Regions from separate parts of the Homo sapiens genome. Here region 1 is linked to region 2. Evidence: chromatin loops called from intact Hi-C (ENCODE). Cell type or tissue: PC-3. All regions are shown on one strand. Each heading gives the region's core, and the rest is flanking DNA. Links, peaks and the distances in the headings are about the cores only. Region 1 has its middle 29 kb from the start of TBC1D23. Region 2 overlaps CMSS1 (cms1 ribosomal small subunit homolog).

The links. Peaks named below come from ENCODE experiments on the same cell type or tissue, not always from the same donor. Only the 100,000 strongest peaks of a DNase experiment are listed, where the experiment ranks them.
Region 1: a loop joins it to region 2, with 6 times the contacts of the local background. A loop is called at or near these places in 1 of 110 quality-filtered maps.

What each region holds. Positions count from the first base shown.
Region 1 is chr3:100,229,475-100,233,876 of GRCh38, reverse strand. No RefSeq gene overlaps it. Among named protein-coding and RNA genes, the nearest start is that of TBC1D23, 29 kb to the left of the region's middle. In PC-3, for the core only: no CTCF peak of the experiment used is centred there; a DNase peak (open chromatin) is centred at 1,996; H3K27ac peaks cover 1,482 bases.
Region 2 is chr3:100,104,962-100,109,363 of GRCh38, reverse strand. The region is part of intron 1 of CMSS1 (cms1 ribosomal small subunit homolog); the gene reads right to left. The region is part of intron 1 of FILIP1L (filamin A interacting protein 1 like); the gene reads left to right. Among named protein-coding and RNA genes, the nearest start is that of FILIP1L, 7.3 kb to the left of the region's middle. In PC-3, for the core only: no CTCF peak of the experiment used is centred there; DNase peaks (open chromatin) are centred at 1,933 and 2,663; H3K4me3 peaks cover 325 bases; H3K27ac peaks cover 3,235 bases.

The DNA.
Region 1 (4,402 bases), core at 168-4,167, 120 kb before region 2:
GAGCAGATTGGTAGAGTGTATACTAATGGGTGCATAGGAATCACTGGGGTATTCTAAAGGCAGATTTCCAGGCCTTGTTCTTAGAGACTTTGATTTGGTAGCTCTGGCCCAGGGCCTGGGAATCTGCATTTAACAAGCAACTCAGTTGCTTCTGATAGACGTAGTTCTAGGACCTAATTTTGAGAAACTTCATTGTGCTGTAAACCCTTTAATGTATTCCCATTTAATAGCCATACACGTAATGTACAGCTTTGAAAGGAGGCAAATCTGTCCCTGGCCCCTTTCTTCATGCAGACAGGCATTACCAGCAGCTTTTTTTTCTTTTTAAATTAATATACTTTATTTTTTAGAGAAGTTTTAGATTTATAGAAAAATTGAATGGAAAATCCAGGGGGTTCCTAGACTGCTTAAAGAGTCCCCTATGCTGTACCTATTCATCTTTCTTCCCTCCCCCAAAGCCCTGGCAATCACTAATCTTTTTACTGTCTCCATAGTTTTGTCTTTTCCAGAATGTCACATAGTTGGAGTTATACAGGATGCAGCCTATTCAGATTGGCTTCTTTCATTTAGCAATATGCATTTAAGCTTATTTTGTGTCTTTTCATGGCTTGATAGGGTGTTTCTTTTTATTACTGAATTGGAAAAAATGGAATGAATAATATTCCTTTGTATGAATGTGCCACAGTTTATCAGTTCACCTATTGAAGGACATCTTGGTGTTTCCAAGTGTTGGCAATTATAACTAAAGCAGCTATACACATTCATGTGTAGGTTTTTGTGTGGACATAAGTTTTCAACTCATTTAGGCAACCAAGGAGCACAATTGCTGGGTAGTATGGTAAGATTAGCTTTGTAGGAAACTGCCAAACTGTCTTCCAAAGGGGTTGTAACATTTTGCATTCTGACCAACAATGAATGAGAGTTCCTGTTGCTCTGCATGCTCTCCAGCATCTGGTCGCATAGTGTTTTTGTTTAGCCATTCTAAGAGTTATGTAGTCACATCTCATTGTTATTTTAATTTAAAATTCCCTAATGACATATGATGTTGAGCATCCTTTTTTTTTTTTTTTTTTTTTTTTTGAGATGGCATTTCACCATGTTGCCCAGGCTGGTCTCAAACTCCTGAGCTAAAATAATCCTCCCGCTTCAGCCGCATGAGCCACTATGCCTGGACAGCAGTTTTAAATTGTAATGAAGTCCAACTATCAATTTTTTTTCATGGATCATGATCTGATGTTGTGTCTAAAAACTTATCACCACTAAACCCAAGATCACTTAGATTTTTTCCTCTGTTATCTTATGTGAGTTTTATAGTTTTCCATTTTACATTTAGGTCTACGATCCATTTTGAGTTACTTTTTGTGAAACTGTTCTTTTCAAAGGGAAATACTGAGTGACTCTAGCATTGCCGGCACCCTCTTCTCCTCCAACTTTTCCCTCCTACTTTTTTTAATAGAAAATTTAAAACACATACAAAAATGGGGGGAAAACAGTATAATGAACCTCCGGGTAACAATAGTCCACCTTCAAAAAGTCCCAACATTTTACCAATTTTATTTAATCAATTACCCTATCAGCATTTCTTTATTTCTTTGTTTTTGCTGGAATTTTTATTTATTTATTTTTTTGAGACGGAGTCTTGCTCTGTTGCCCAGGCTGAAGTGCAGTGGCGCAATCTCGGCTCACTGCAACCTCTGCTTCCTGGGTTTAAGTGATTCTCCTGCCTCAGCCTCTCAATCAGCTGGGATTACAGGTGCCTGCCACCACGTCTGGCTAATTTTTGTACTTTTAGCAGAGACAGGGTTTCACTGTGTTGGTCAGGCTGGTCTCAAACTCCTGACCTCAAGTAATCCACCCTCCTCAGCCTCCCAAAGTGGTGGTATAACAGGCATGAGCCACGGTGCCCGGCCTGCTGGAATTTTGTAAAGCAAATTCTAAACATCATCACTTCACCCATATATATTTCAGTACAAGCACACCTTGGAAATAGTACAAATTTGGTTCCAGACCACTGTAATAAAGCAAATATTACAATAAAATGAGTCACACACCTTTTTTGGTTTCCCATTGCATATAAAAGTTATTTTTGTGCTATACTGTAATCTATTAAGTATGCAATAGCACAATGTCTAAAAAATGTATATACCTTAACTAAAAAATACTTGATTGCAAAAAAATGCTAACAATCATCTCAACCTTCAGCAAGTCATACTCTTTTTGCTGGTGGAGGGTCTTGCCTCCATGTCGGTGGCTGAAGACTGATCAGGGTGGTGGTTGCTGAAGGTTGGGGTTGCTGTCATATTTTTTTTTTTTGAGACAGAGTCCCACTGTGTTGCCTAGTCTCGAGTGCAGTGGCGTGATCTCTGCTCACTGCAACCTCTGCCTCCCAGGTTCAAGCGATTCTTCTGCCTCAGCCTCCCGAGTATCTGGGACTACAGGCGCGTGCCACCACACCCGACTAGTTTTTGTATTTTTACTAGAGACGGGGTTTCACCATATTGGCCAGGCTGGTCTTGAACTCCTGACCTCGTGATCTGCCCGCCTCGACCTCCCAAAGTGCTGGGATTACAGGCGTGAGCCACCGTGCCCAGCAGCTGTCACAATTTTTGAAAAGAAGATGACAAAGAAGTTTGCTGCATCAATGAACTCTTCCTTTCATGAAAGATTTCCCTGAAACATGTGATGCTGTTTGACACCATTTTACTCACAGTATAACTTCTTTCAAAATTGGAGTCAATCCTCTCAAATCCTGCTATTATTTTATCAACTAAGTGTAGGTAATATTTTAGCTCCTCTGTTGTCATTTCAACAATGTTAACAGCACCTTCACCAGGAGTAGATTCCATCTCAAGAAACACTGTCTTTGCTCATCTATAGGAAGCAATTCATCATCCATTCAAGTTTTATCATGAGACTGCAGCAATTCAGTTCCATCTTCAGATTCCACTTCTAATTATAGTTCTCTTGCTATTTCTACCACACCTTCAGTTACTTCCTCCACTGAAGTCATCTGTGAAAGCTGGAATCAACTTCTTCCAAATTCCTGTTAAGGCTGATATTTTAATCTTCTCGCATGAATCATACATGTTCTTAATGGCATCTAGAATGGTGAATTCTTTCCAGAAGGCTTTCGATTTACTTTGCCCATATCCATCAGAGGAATCGCTATCTATGGTAGCTATAGCCTTACAAAATGTATTTCTTTTTTTTTTTTTTTTTTTTTTTTTTTTTTTTTGAGACAGGGTCTAACTCCCCTCACTTAGGCTGGAATGCAGTGGCACTGTCATTGCTCACTGCAGCCTCGACCTCTGGGGTTCAGGCGATCCTCCGACCTCAGCCTCCGAATAGCTGGGACTACAGGTGCATGCAACCACACCAAGCTAGTTTTTGTATTTTTAGTAGAGACAGGGTTTCACCACGTTGCCCAGGCTGGTCTTGAACTCCTGAGCTCAAACAATCTGCTCATATCAACATCCCAAAGTGCTGGGATTACAGGCATGAGCTACTGTGCCTGGTCACAAAATATATTTCCTAAATAATAAGACTTGAGAGCCAAAATTACTCCTTGATCCATGAACTGCAGAATGGAGTTTGTGTTAGCAGGCGTGAAAACAACATTAATCTCTGTACATGTCCATCGGAGCTCTTGGGTGATCAGCAGCATTGGTCAATGAGCAATAACATTTTGAAAGTGATTTTTTTTTCTGAGTAGGTCTCAACAGTGGGCTTTAAAGATTCAGTAAACCATGCTGTAAACAGAGGTGCTGTCATGTAGGCCTTTTGTTTCATCTATACAGCACAAGCAGAATAGATTTGGGATAATTCTTAAAGGCACTAAGATTTTCAGAATAATAAGTGAATATTGGCTTCAACTTAAGCAGGTGGATCACCTGAGGTCAGGAGTTCAAGACCAGCCTGGCCAATATGGCAAAACCCCATCTCTACTAAAAATACAAAAATTAGTTGGGTGTGGTGGCAGGCACCTATAATCCCAGCTACTCAGGAGGCTGAGGGAGGAGAATCACTTGAACCTAGGAGGCAGAGGTTGCAGTGAGCCAAGATCATGCCACTGCACTCCAGCCTGGGCAAATGAGTGAGACTCCATCTCAAAAAAAAAAAAAAAAAAGTCATCAGCTGCATTAGCCCTTAACAAGAGAGCCAGCTAGTCCTTTGACACTTTGAAACTAGGTATTGATTTCTCCTCTCTACCTATGAAAGTCCTAGACAGTGTCTTCTTTCAATAGAAGGCTGTTTTATCTATGCTGAAAATTTGTTGTTTAGTGTAGCCACTCATCTATTATCTTAGCTAGATCGTCTGGATAACTTGCTGCAGCTTCTACATCAGCACTTCCTGCTTCACCTTGCACTTTTATGTTCTGGAGATGGCCCCTTCCTCTTTCTT
Region 2 (4,402 bases), core at 213-4,212:
TATAAGAGGTAATTTTACTATATGTAAAGCATACCTTATTGTGTGGCTCTATATTGAGAGAATCCCACTTCAAACTTCAACCAGCGTATCCTGCTTTGGTGTTGTATGGAATTCTTGCAGATTTTCATTGAAAAATTTTTTTTTAGGATATTAAAACACACAAAAGAAAAAGAACCCTTAAAAAATGATTAATAGAGTCCAACCACCTTGATTTACAGCGGAAGAATTGAGGCCTGAGAAAGTTAGTGGCAGAGAAATATGCTTTTTTTTTTTTTTAAGAGACAGTTAAAAACGATCATCCTGTAGAACCCAGAAAACTCAACTCTGTTCTTGTATAATACCGACTGTCAAACTGCATTGAAAAAGCCATGGGACCAAAAACTACGCAATAAACTCTAAGTACCTGCCTTCCAAATGCCATGTTGCGAAACTGGCCAGAAGCTGCTGGCTTCTGACAGATACACAGTTACAAGGGAATATGATCTGATTTTAGTATTCAGATAGACATAGCAAGCCTACTGTTTGTCAAAAACAACAGCCACCACAACCACACGCTGTGCTGAGCATGAGGTGTACCACAAAAGAAGACCCAAGCCATGTTTGGAAGGGGCATACATTTGTTCATTTGCTTACTTAGTTATCTAACAAACAAACGAGTGCCAGACACTGTCTTGGGTCCTGTAATCCAATGTTGATCTCGGAATTGTAACACAGTAGCATCTAGATACAGGGCAATGCCCAACCACTAGAATACAGTGAGGACTGTTTGAATTGAATACATGAATATCAAACAAAATCAGAGTCAAAACCAGAATGTACCACAATGCATTTAATGTCTAAGGGCATAGATTTTCCCAGATGGCATCACTGGCTTCTAATTCCATTTCAGTGTGTTCCTCAACAAGTTACCCTCTAAAGCCTCATGTTTCCTCAGCCATAAAATGCAGATAAGAATTGTACCTGCCTTGGTAAGTAATAAGCACAGTTAGTGACACATAAGTGCTCAATAATGAGAGGCTGTTATTATCATTATCATTAATATAGAAAACTCCCACTATGGTGCTATACCTTGGATCTATAAAAAATAATCAGTCTTGACAACGTGGTCAGTTCCTTCTGAAAGGCTGAAAAATGCTACAAGACCTAGTTAGATTGCACACAGACACAAAACTTTGGATTCCCTGGACCGAATTAAGAAGCCATGGGCTAGAAATGTCATCTATAAATAAAAGGAACTAGCATTTGAATCATGTATTTTCTTTGGGACCCTAAGTTAAGAACCAGTGCTCTAGAGTACACATCCACGGACAGGTATGAATTTAAAATGCCTCATTTCATGGTTTTGGCATTAAGAAAAATCCCAGAAAATTGATTATTAAATGTAAACCAGAAATTTTCTTGACCGATGTTAGAAAGGTAGAAACATCCTTTTCCCTTCCCTGAGATTCTCTGGCCCTAAGCAAGTAACTTTTTTTTTTTTTTTTTTAATTCTCTTGCTCTCTTCTACCATAAAATATAAATCATGTAATGAAGATTCCATAATCAAAAAAGTGTTAGTTTATGGCCTCACAGTCCAGAGGATTCTGAGGAGACAATGAAATTTCTAAAAGTGCAAAATTATTCCATAATGGGAAATGACTCTTCCTGTCTAGCAGTAATTATTTATGTAATACTACCTTGGGAGAATGTTAACAGTAGAGCGTTAAATTACTCCTTTTAAAACAAGGAATTTCCAACAGGGTTTTATTTGTTCTTTCCTAATTTAAAAAGACAGCATTTATACTCACAAGACTGCAAGTTTTACTAGCCTATCGTTTAGTGGTTAGGTTAGTTTCAGAAAGACTGTACTGAAGCATTAAATACCTGCCAAATGTGCGGAAGGAAAGCTCCAATTCAAATCATGACACACCCGTGGATTCATCACTCTCAAAGTAAACAAAGTGTTCAGAAATTCTACCAACAAAGTGTCAGAAGAGGCTATAATGCTTACTGAAGGGAGAAAAACTTTAGTTTACTTAAAACCCACATGCACTTTGTCATTTTCCCAGATGGCATCATAAAACTGCAATCATGACCTAAATAACCTAGTTTTTTCAGCATAGAATTCTATTATTATATTCCCATCTACATCTGGACAGTTCATCTTTAAAAGGCAATTTCAGTTGAAAAGAGAACTCAAAAGGTCCAGCTAGGTCTAGTGGAATTAATCTGTATATAAAACAAGGATTTTTTTTTAACTGTATGGAAGAATATAAAGATTTTCACCTGTACCTGCAGCACTAAGCATTTTGAACTGGTAGCTACAAATTTATATCTCTTGGCTGTGTAACAAAATCCATAAGTATTTATTCTTTGAGAGTTAGGTCAGACACACATTGGTGGCAAAATGCCAGTCACCACTGTAATGGGGCTCCCTTCATCTACTGACCAGAAAATATTTTTCTCAGAGTTTCCCTTAGCATACTTCTGTTATCTTATTAACTTTCTGCATATTTTTAAAAAGCAACAATATAACCTCTGGCATCTTAAATTTTCCAGACATATGAAAACATACTACAGGGATCAGGGCATTAGGTTAGGAGTAGTACAACCACCAGTTAGACACAATTTGAGTGAATCAGATGGGGTATAACTCATCTAAAGCATTCAAAAGGAAGCTTACATTTACAGCAGGAAGGTGAGCAACATGCTTTAGGCCAGGTGAGCATGCATATGCTTCTGGATCCTACAGCCCTTACCAGGGAAACACAGTTAGAGAAAATGATACCCACACATGAAGGCAGATCTTTTTCAACTAAGAAATCATTCTCCAGCTCTCAACCTTTCTTTGGGTAAAGAGTCAAAGTGGGGTTTCTGGGTGCAGTTTTCAGATGGGTGGCTCCAGATCATCTGCCACCATTACCCTCATTTCTGCTGGAGTCCTTCTTGTCCCTGGGGCCATATCTTGCATAATCCTGAGATTAATAAATCTGGCTAGATGGGAGGGTCCTTGGAACAGATCCAGATTAGGTTACATGTAGAATCAGTCATGCCTAGGCTGGCCTGGAAGAGGACTGAGCTTTCAGTCTGACATTATCATCTGCAAGTGTAAATCCCTGGAGAGTATTCCACAGCTGGAAGCTTGCACCTCTGCTCATAATGGTATCCTGGCTGTACTGACTTGTTGCTGCATCCTTTTGATAAGTCAACCTCTTCTGATTTACTATGTGGTATCTGTATCTGATTGTTCCATCAATCCTAGTCTACCATTGACAGTAATATCATATTTTCTCCATATGCTATACACAGCACATATGGATATTTTATTTAATTGAAACCCCTAGGAGGTATAATCTGTCTGTCTTGACTTCTAGACTCCCAGGCACAACTTTCTGTCCACACCATCTGATGGTGAGAAGCTATGTGAATTGAATGACTTCCAAGATGATGTTTCTAAGTTTGAAGTGAGAAAAGAAAGCTCATTGATTAAAAAAAAGTTTTTGTTTGATAAACAGAGAACTTACAACTCCTTTCAAAAAACTACTTGCATCCCAGGAGGTTAAAAGCCTGAGTATGAGGTATGCTATTTGGAGAAGGAAGAGTGACAACAGTAAGAAGCATGGGCTTCTAAAAAGGAAACTGATCTTCTGAAATGTCTCCTGGGATTGCATCAGCTTGACCTAGCAGTTGTTTTTCATTTCTACTTTCCAGACCACCTTTGTGTAAGAATTAATGACCTTCCCTCAGCCTATTAACTCAGAATGTCATTAATCTCTAGGAAATACCTTATCAATTCTGCTTAAAGGGTATATGAGAAGTGCTATGTTTTCGGTTAATCTTATAGCCCTTTAACCACCCTGTTCAATGATTACTGAACCTTCCTGGAAGTCCCTTTTGCCCCAGAATTAGTTAACATTTTAATAGCAGTCTTACTTGTAAGCTATGAAATTGTTAGATACGAATTGCAGTTGATTCAAAAGAAATGCCTTCCAGGGAGCCAAACTGAGTTGTGAGAAATATGTGTCTAAAAAGATATTACTAGTCCAAATTCCTATTGCTCATGTCTTTCCTGAGTACTTAACAAACTAAATATTGCCACTCCCAAATCAGTATTAATGGTCAGCTTCAATTATATGTTATTTCAACTTTAAGCTCTGGTAGGAGAATACATTATCTACTAAATCAGCCTTGTCAACAGGCCAGAAAAATCTTTACAGGCATAAATGTTTGTATGCTGTTAGAGGAAAGTATATGAGACTTAAACAATGCTTACTTGTGAACACCCTTTCCAAGACTAGGCTAAGAGAACAATAGCTACACCTAAGTATAGTAAAAGAAACAATCTGTAAATGAAGATTCTTATATACATAAATCATGTCATGAGCAGAAAGTTAAATAAAGGCAGATACTTTTACAGAAAGAT